2 separate regions of the Homo sapiens genome follow, and region 1 is linked to region 2. Evidence: read pairs that join two places in POLR2A ChIA-PET (ENCODE). Cell type or tissue: HepG2. All regions are shown on one strand. Links, peaks and the distances in the headings refer to the core of each region. The heading gives the core; the rest is flanking DNA.

Evidence for each region. ChIA-PET counts read pairs that join two places held together with the same protein. Peaks named below come from ENCODE experiments on the same cell type or tissue, not always from the same donor. Only the 100,000 strongest peaks of a DNase experiment are listed, where the experiment ranks them.
Region 1: POLR2A ChIA-PET joins it to region 2 with 13 read pairs; 2 of 35 experiments call an interaction of 5 or more read pairs at or near these places.

The regions. Positions count from the first base shown.
Region 1 is chr3:188,001,056-188,005,452 of GRCh38, forward strand. LOC107986166 (a long non-coding RNA gene) reads right to left here. Exons shown (of 5, transcript XR_001741061.2): 3 at 2,846-2,933; 4 at 1,360-1,524. Among named protein-coding and RNA genes, the nearest start is that of LINC01991, 27 kb to the left of the region's middle. In HepG2, for the core only: no CTCF peak of the experiment used is centred there; DNase peaks (open chromatin) are centred at 1,796, 2,436 and 2,906; H3K4me3 peaks cover 2,355 bases.
Region 2 is chr3:188,293,306-188,297,702 of GRCh38, forward strand. All of the region lies in intron 2 of LPP (LIM domain containing preferred translocation partner in lipoma), which reads left to right. Among named protein-coding and RNA genes, the nearest start is that of FLJ42393, 120 kb to the left of the region's middle. In HepG2, for the core only: no CTCF peak of the experiment used is centred there; DNase peaks (open chromatin) are centred at 1,806 and 3,886.

The DNA of each region.
Region 1 (4,397 bases), core at 296-4,295, 290 kb before region 2:
AAGCTGTTAACAGCCTCCCAACCATCTAGAGAGAACTTTGGAAAGAATAAGCCTGCTCACTTAACAGAAGACTTAGGAAGTATGAACAATGTTCCTGAAGCCACCTGGCTTGGACAGTGCAAGAACAATCTGAGCAAACGCTGACTTTTCCACCCCAACACCATTTGCTCTGCCAAAATTTGCTCTGGTCCAAACTTTCAACCTTGTGCCAAGATGTTGAGTTGGTGAGTAGTGAATGTACACACCAGGGGAGAGCCATATTACTATGTCATCTCAGTGTGAAATCTGACACAGGCATACACGTTCAGTGTTCACTGTTTATTAACCAACACTGTCTGCCAGAAACCATGCTGGCTCTTCAAGTAGCTCACCGTCTGGGTGGTCTCTTCCTGGATCTCTATCCAGGTGTCCATTGCCTAAAGGGAATCCATTCAAGTCACTTCCACATGCTTGAAAATCTCACAAGTTTATCCTCTCTGCTCCTTAAAAAGTTCTATTCCCACCACTAGCATCACAAGTGACAAAAGACAAGACACTGTGTTGCAGCTGAAACTGACTATTCTGCTTCTTGAAACAGCAAAATCTGTTTACTTCTATGGTATTCTCAGTACACTGAGGGTCAAAATAATGTGATTGGGAATTACCGACATCCAATATAAAATACTAAAAAACCCAGAAAATTTTATATGGTTTGCCCTAATAATATAGGTTCAGGTTCTAAAGGGTATATGAGGTTCAAATCCTAATTCTGCCATTTCTTAGCAGGGTAAACTTTCCTTCTCTGTAATTTAAAATGGGAAGAATAGGAGACCTTATCTCATAAGGTTGTTGTAGTAAAGGGCTCACTCATGTAATGGCACAGATTTTGGCTACTGCACTCCAGAATGAAAAGGGAGATTTGTCCTTCATAGACAGGGCATCTACAACCACAACATCCCACTTCAATCTGGTTTTTCTTTGAATAATAAATTCCCCACCTTGTGTCACTGTAATTCTATCTTTCAACTCTCAATGCTCACACAGAATACTGACAGTTAAGAGACACCATTAAACTCTGCTACTCAGGAAAGGAACTTCAGGAACATAAGCTATCTACAGATAGCAAATACCAGCAAAGTTTAATCTGATTTATCAGCCACTTATTATTACTCCATTTCCCTTTTGCACCAGTGTCACATTCCCTGGAGACCTTTCAGGCTCTTCTTAGTCCTGGGCCTTCTTGACCCTCTACCTGAAAGGTGGTTTTCCTCTAGTTTTCTTTAATATAATTCCCAGGCTTCCTTCACTCCTTCTTCATCTCATCCTGAGGCTTTCGGTTCTGCACGCTTTGTCACATCCCTCTTCCATTACCTAACTCACCTGGATCCTCGTCCAACCTTCATGCCTTACACTGTGCACGGCTATACCATAGTCTCAACTCTGCTTTGGAATGATGTTGGGTCATAAGCAGTTTATTCAGCATAGTTTTCCATTTTCAAACTCGTTTCCGTAGGCTGTATTACAGCTCTGTAGGACTGTAGACCCCTATTGATATAAAACATAGATATCCATAGTTATCCTATATAGGGTATTTCCTCAGAAGTCCCAACTGCATCCACAAGGACTTGGTCACTGATACCTTGCGTGGTTGACACTGCAAGAGTTCTCAACTTAATTCTCTGCTCCACTCCAGGATTGAGGGCTTTTATTGTCTTCAGTGAGAGGACATTTAGCAGTCAGGTGACCCAGCATCAAGTTTGTCCCTTTCTGACCTTGCACCCTGGGTCCAGTGACTCATCTTATCTCTGATTTCATAATCCACCCAGGGTCCTCATTCCTACAAAACTGTTGGAATTAAAGTCTACCACCAACAGCTCCATAGCCTGCCTGTCTAGGAACAGGACTTATTCCCAGCCTCCCCCTAGCTTGATGGTAGAGTGGAAACAAACAGCAGGTTTGCACTCTTACCTAACCACTTCTTACATGACTAGTTGCTTTATCTCTCTAGGCCTCAATTTCCTCATTTGTTAAATAGGAATAAAATTACCCTTGCAGAGATACTGTGAGAATACATCACAAAGCAGACTGAATTCTTGACACATAGCATTGCTCAGTGAATAGTAGCTGTCTTTCTTAGGATGACCATTTATTATGGCTGGCTTGATGCTGGCTGCCGCTCAGCCTGTCCACCTCTTGCTTATCTTCGTGTGCTGCTGACACTCCCACATTCACCATCACACCTACCTAACCTCCTCATCTGAGTTCCAACTCCTCCTCTCCTCCAAGTGTGTTCTCGTTGTGTCTGTTCTGACTGCTGGCTAGCGGTGTACGGGAGCCAACAGGTACCAGCTCACAAGAGCTGACCCTGGCATCTCTTCCTAGCTCCACATTCAGTGAGCATCGTATTGGTAGCTTGAAATCAGGCACAGTGGGAGTATTTACACAGCAGAAATCAGCAAATACTACAAACAGGGCTTCCCCTTCACCCCACAGAGCCATTTGTTAAACATTTACAGGCACATAAGTGCAGACTCTTCATTTCTTCTGTACCTTCTCTGGGCCTTATTATCTGACCTGAACACTCAAATATAGCCCTTTTAAAGGAAGATCTTAGGGCTTTTTTTTGTACACTGACTGGCACTGCATTTCAGTGAGAATGCAGCTAAATCCATGCCGAAGTTTACAGAGTAACTCAGCTTAGGGATGGAAATATTTCACCAGGAAACAAACAAAAAAAATCTAACGAATATACATTAACCTCAGGATTAACCCTAGCACTAATGAGATCAGCTCAGTACAACCCAACTGTTTTTTTCCTGCCGGGCTCCCTCCTGGTGAGACAGGCTCCAGGGGCCAAGGCCTTTACCTGAATGCTGATGGAAATCTTCCAGGCCCTGAATGACATGTTCTCTGGGCCACTCCTTGAATGCCTCTAGCTTGGAAGCATTACTGTCCTGTAACAAAGAGGGTATAGAAGAAGATGAATCCTTTGTAGGTGAAAAGGGAGGCCTTGCCTTTCCTGCTTTGTTGTGAAGGCTCTGAGCCACATGAGTTTGCTAAGCTATAGACATGTTGAGGGCTCAAGTTCTGTTCCAATTTGTGTCCCCTAGAGGCCTGAACAAGTATCCTGTCCCTTTATGGTGTTTAATTAAGGTTTATTGTACTGAAGACCACATTTGGGATGAGTAATGGTTACTTAGTGCTAGGACGCACTTACCTATCTAATCTCCTTGAAGAAATACTTTATTAAGGAAATAAATAGATGTGTATGCCTGTGCCAGGTGCGGTGGGAGGAAGGATACTTTTCCCTAGGAGGAAATGTGTCCTTACGGATTTTAGAGAGCAAACTGTCATCTACTATCCTATCTGACTGTAGTGAATGTCATAAATCTCCTTTTAGCAGTATTTTATTCCTTCCTGTACATGAAAGGACTCCCCACCAGCCCAATTCAGGGGCACATTCCATCCTTCTGCCCTGTACTCCTAAAATCCTCTTTTTCCCCCACAAAGTTTAAAATTCTACCCATTTTTCTCTCTTCATAATTGCAGGCTGCCTACAGAATGCAAAACACTTCTCACCACCCCATGTCCTCGCAAGTACCCACCCTTCAACTTGCTGCCCCTAAAACTGGCACCTAGGGCAAGTTTTATTTTGATACATTTTATGATCATCTGCACAGGGATACCAACAGAAAGTGATGAGTGTAGGGAAGGGACAAAAGTTCCAGGAATGTCCCCAGTGCTCTCCTTACCCGGGTCTCTGGCCCACACTAAAATGGGAAATGCAACCCCTAGTTCTAAGAACTCCTCTTTGTATCCTCTCTCGCCTTCAGGGCAATGTCTCTGATGTTGGCAGGTACCACTAGCTATCCCTAATAAGAACAGCAGATATGAAGCTGTCAGGACCTTAACGAGGCACTTCGCAGGTTACAAATCATTCTCTCATCCTTTACTTTGGTGAACCTCAGAACCACCCTGTGACCTAGGCATTGAGGTGACCACCACCATCCTTCAGATGAGCTCATGGGACAGAGCTGTCAGAATGCCTGGTGGATGCCTGGGTGCGACACCTGCCAAGGCATACAGTGATTACGCGCTGCTTCTGCATAACCTGCAGAAAGACTCTGATTCAGGCCATCTTTTTTGGGCCGATCACGAGGTCAGGAGATTGAGAACAGCCTGGCTAACACGGTGAAACCCCTTCTCTACTAAAAATACAAAAAATTAGCCGGGCATGGTGGCGGGCACCTGTAGTCCCAGCTACTGGGGAGGCTGAGGCAGAAGAATGGCGTGAACCCAAGAGGCGGAGCTTGCAATGAGCTGAGATTGCGCCACTGCACTCCAGCCTGGGCGACAGAGCGAGACTCTGTCTCAAAAAAAAAAAAAAAAAAAAAAAAAGAATCTCAAATTGTGTCTTA
Region 2 (4,397 bases), core at 178-4,177:
TGCCCGCCTGGGGCTCTGTAACTATGGCTCCTAACGTGGGGAGCCCACAATCTAGCTATATCATGTTAGCGAGAGCTCTTTGTATACTGAAACAATAAACTTACCATCTTGATGAGTTTTACATGTAGAATGGCTTAGGTTATAAGGTACTGCCACCTCATTCCACTGTTGAGAATTGTCTAATGCAAAGCTCACTTTTTAAACATGGATAATTGGACAGTCATGAGTGGATCATCGAAGGGATAAGCAAAATATATGTCAAACTGAGAATTAATATCTATCAAAACACTTGCTATTATTTGGTAGATGGGAGGTTATTTTATTTTTAAGAAGTAGATTGGCTGAATGGAAAAGCAAAATGTGGCATAAAATAAAATGGGATATTGTTCAGCAGTGAAAGGAATAAAGTACTGATATGGACTACAACATGGATGAACCTTGAAAACATTATGGCAAAGTGAAAGAAGCCAGTTACAAGGCCGGGCACCATGGCTCATGCTTGTAATCTCAGCACTTTGGGAGACCGAGGTGGGTGAATCACTTGAGGTCAGGAGTTCGAGACCAGTCTGGACAACATGGTGAAACCCCCGTCTCTACTAAAAATACAAAAATCAGTTGGGCGTAGTAGTGTGTGCCTGTAATCCCAGCTACTCAGGATGGTGAGGCAGGAGAATGGCTTGAACCCGGGAGGTGGAGGTTGCAGTGAGCCGAGATCTGCCCTCCAGCCTGGGTGACAGAGCCAAACTCTGTCAAAAAAAAAAAAAAAAAAAAAAAAAAAGCCAGTTATGAAAGACCACATATTATATGATTCCATTTATGTGAAAAGCCCACAATAGGCAAATCTATAGAGTCTGTAGCGATAGAAAGTAGTGGTTGCCGGCAGGGTTGGGGTAGAGGATAGGTAGTGATTGCTAATAACTGTGAGTTTCTTTTTGGGATGCTGAAAATGCTCTTTATATGGTGGTGATGATTGCACAACACTGTGAAATACTAAAAACAGAACCGTAAACTTTAAATGGGTGAATTGTATGTAAATTATATCTCAATAAACCTGTTTTAAAAAGTGGATTTCCCTTTAATCTATTCTCTGAGGATTGCTTCAGGGATTCAAAATAGTGCATAGTGCCAAGTTTTAAACTCATATTGATTTGTTTTTGGTAAATAAGTCATGCATGCTTAACAATGGTGAACACACTTAAGGAAAAAGTGGTAACACAACTAGAGCCACCAAACCGAAGCAAGTATATTTCCACCTAACTTCATGCACGTTTTTTTCTCAGAAGCTTTAAAAATTTATACTTTCTCAAATGTTGATTAATGAGATATCTGATAAGAAATAACAGGGTACTGACAGTCCTGATTGTATAAATAGGCATTAGGGATTGTGTTCATGGTTTGCTTGTCAGCACAAGAGAAATGTGTGATTATGTTGAATGATAGTTAATTTTCTTATCCACCCATTTTAAAAATAAAGATGTACAGCTAGAAAACAGGTGCCCAGGGAATAGAGGAGACCTGCAGCTTTGATAATGAGCCCCAGAAAGAAACTAGAAGGAACAAGCTCCCGCTTAGGAGGTGCCGTTCGAGTCCTGGCCAGTGTCTGACTGTAGCTGATGGGTTTAGAGAACTGTGGCTGGCTTCTCACAAAGGATTTTTTCATTTACTCTTGTTTTGTGTTTGAGTATAGACAGCTTTTCCCATCCTCCATCAGGGTCATTGTCCCACCTTCTCTGACTCACTTATTGTGTCAACAGAATTAAAAGAGCAGCCGGTGGACGTGTGTAGAGGCTGAAGGAGAGCTGTGTTGCTAGCTTTGTATTTGAACGGTTCGTACACAAACAGTTCTCTTTGATTAAGTATCCGGTGAAACCAATTCACATGAACTCCAATTAAACTTTAATGAACAAGTGGGTGTATTAATATCAGCTGAGTAATGCAGGCAGCACAGATTCCAGTAAGTGACTCACTTCTCTGAGCAGCTCATTCCCCATGCACGGTTAGAGTTACTAGAAAGCTTCCAGCTATATTTGAGTGGATCTGGTCTGGGCCTTGTAATTCTAACAATCCTCAGGGCTCGCTATTCATCTAGTGACAAAACCACAGTCATCCAGACCTCTGTTTTCAGAGCAAAGATTGGGGATGAAGAGTTTTGTTCACATTGAGCAATTAGGCCCTTCGTTGAGCAGTGACCATTTGGACTTTTATTTTCCTCATCTTCCCATTTTTGTTTTTTTGTTATTTTATTTTTTAGAGACAGGGTCTCACTCTGTAGCCCAGGCTGGAGTGCAGTGGTGTGATCACAGCTCACTGCAGCCTCAGCCTCTTGGGCTCAAGCAATCCTCCCGCCTCAGCCTCCCGAGTAACCTGGAACAACAGGCATGCACCACTGTGCCCACCTACAAAATTTCTGTAGAGATGGGGTCTTGCTATGTCGCCCAGCTTGGTGTTGAACTCCTGAGCTGAAGTGAGCCTCAGCCTCCCAAAGCGCTTGGATTATAGATATGAGCCCCGTGCCCAGCCTTTATTTTGTTTTTAAGTGAGAATTATTTTTTTCTTAAACCCAGGGGCAGTGTAGGTGAAGGTTAAGGCAGTGAAGATAGAACAGTCAGTTTTGAAATGCACATAGCCTTCCTGAGCCTCACTTTCACCACATCTGCCAGTCTGCCTCAAGTCTTTAAGTTTCCCTACACCAGAGGCAGCAAGGTGTGCCTGGAATGATGAATTCCTTTGAGCACAGACCCTGTTCCATCTAGAGACTGATGACTGTACCTATTTCCTAGGAAAGGTTAAGCAAGATCGTGAATATAATGCTCTTCGTTTCATGCCGGCACATAATAAGTTCCCACTAAATGTTTAACTTGGTCCACTGGGGGAAGGATGAGAAGGAGGATTTGGAGATAAATGAGACTTGGCCCTTGACAATTCAGGAGCTTGGAGTCTTATAGAGATTTGACTTAAAAATGTCTGTGTAACTCCAGAGTGATAAAGACAAAAATGCTTGAAAAAGATAAGTGAGGATTCGGGGGATGGAGGAATCCCAGAGGTTGGCCCCGTCTGAGAAGGCTGGAGGTTAGGGTAGGAAGAGGTAAGGGTTTGGGAAGGTAGTTCTAGGCTGACTGAAGAGTGTGAGCAAAAGCAGAGGCAGGGATGTATCCAGGTATCAGATAGTGCACATTTAGTGTGGTTACAGTAGGTGATAATTTAGGAGGCTGATTGAAACTGAATTTAGCCTCTGCCTTAGTCACCAAGTCCTTTCCCAGCTCCACTTGCTGTTCTCTCTCTCATTCTCTCCTACCTATATTGAAACCAGTTGAAAATAATGGAGTCACACAGAGGCAGATGGCAATAATGTCCAGGTTGTGGAACATTAGCTCATTGGGCTTGCTAATGCAGCACCCATGAATGAAATTTACCCTCTTCCTCTCAGATAGCTCCTGCACTCAATAACTCCCATTTAGGGCACACTGTGCATAAAGCTCCCAACCATGAAGAGCAGGGAGGATCTGCCTCTAACAGTCAGGTAACTCACAAAGACTGGAAGGAAGTGACTGGGTTACACATGGCCAGTTTCTTCTCCAAACTCAATAATTGGGTAACTCTCTGCCTCCTCATCTGAGAACAAGGGAGTGGGAGGGAGGCAAACAAGAAAAGAGAAGAAGCAGTGGAGAAAGGAGACGTTCTGCAGTGCCAGGCTTCTTGCCCCACACTCTTCCCAAATGTCAACATAGTTCCTTTAGGGGAAAAAAGTGGGAGGCTAGAATGGTAGGACAGGGCCACAATATGGAAGTGAAAAACCAGGGGCAGTTTCCTGAGCAGGGAATGATGTCATTCGATCTATAATTCAGTCTGGTTAATCTACTTATGCAACACCAATTGAAGGACACACTTAGATAACTCAGCCTTGAGTCAACAAATCTTGTGTAACACTGCCAAGGTCCATAGTGCAAGAATCAGCCCCCACTTCGGAAATAACAACCACCCCTCAGTGCCAAATTTTGGACATTGCTTGTAAATTTCAGACTCCTTCCCTCCAAGATACTGTTTTAGAGAATGTCGTAGGGTAAAAAATTCCAAGGGGTAAAGACATAAATTCCGTAATACTACAATAGATGGGAGGCTCTAATCAAGTAGATAAATTCTATTTTTGGAATTGTGAATAAAGCAGAAAAGATTCTTGGAAATCAGGAATTGAATAGATTGATGGTACAAATGAGAGACTATATGTTGCTTAAAGAAAACAAAAGATTGCCTATCAGGTTTTAAAATGTGAGTCAGTAGTTTATATAGTGATTCAAGCTGAACAGCTATCTTGGTTATTAACTAAAATCTTTTCTTTCCCCTTCCATTTTATATATGAAGAAACTATTAATACAAAAGTCATTATCAAAGGACACTGG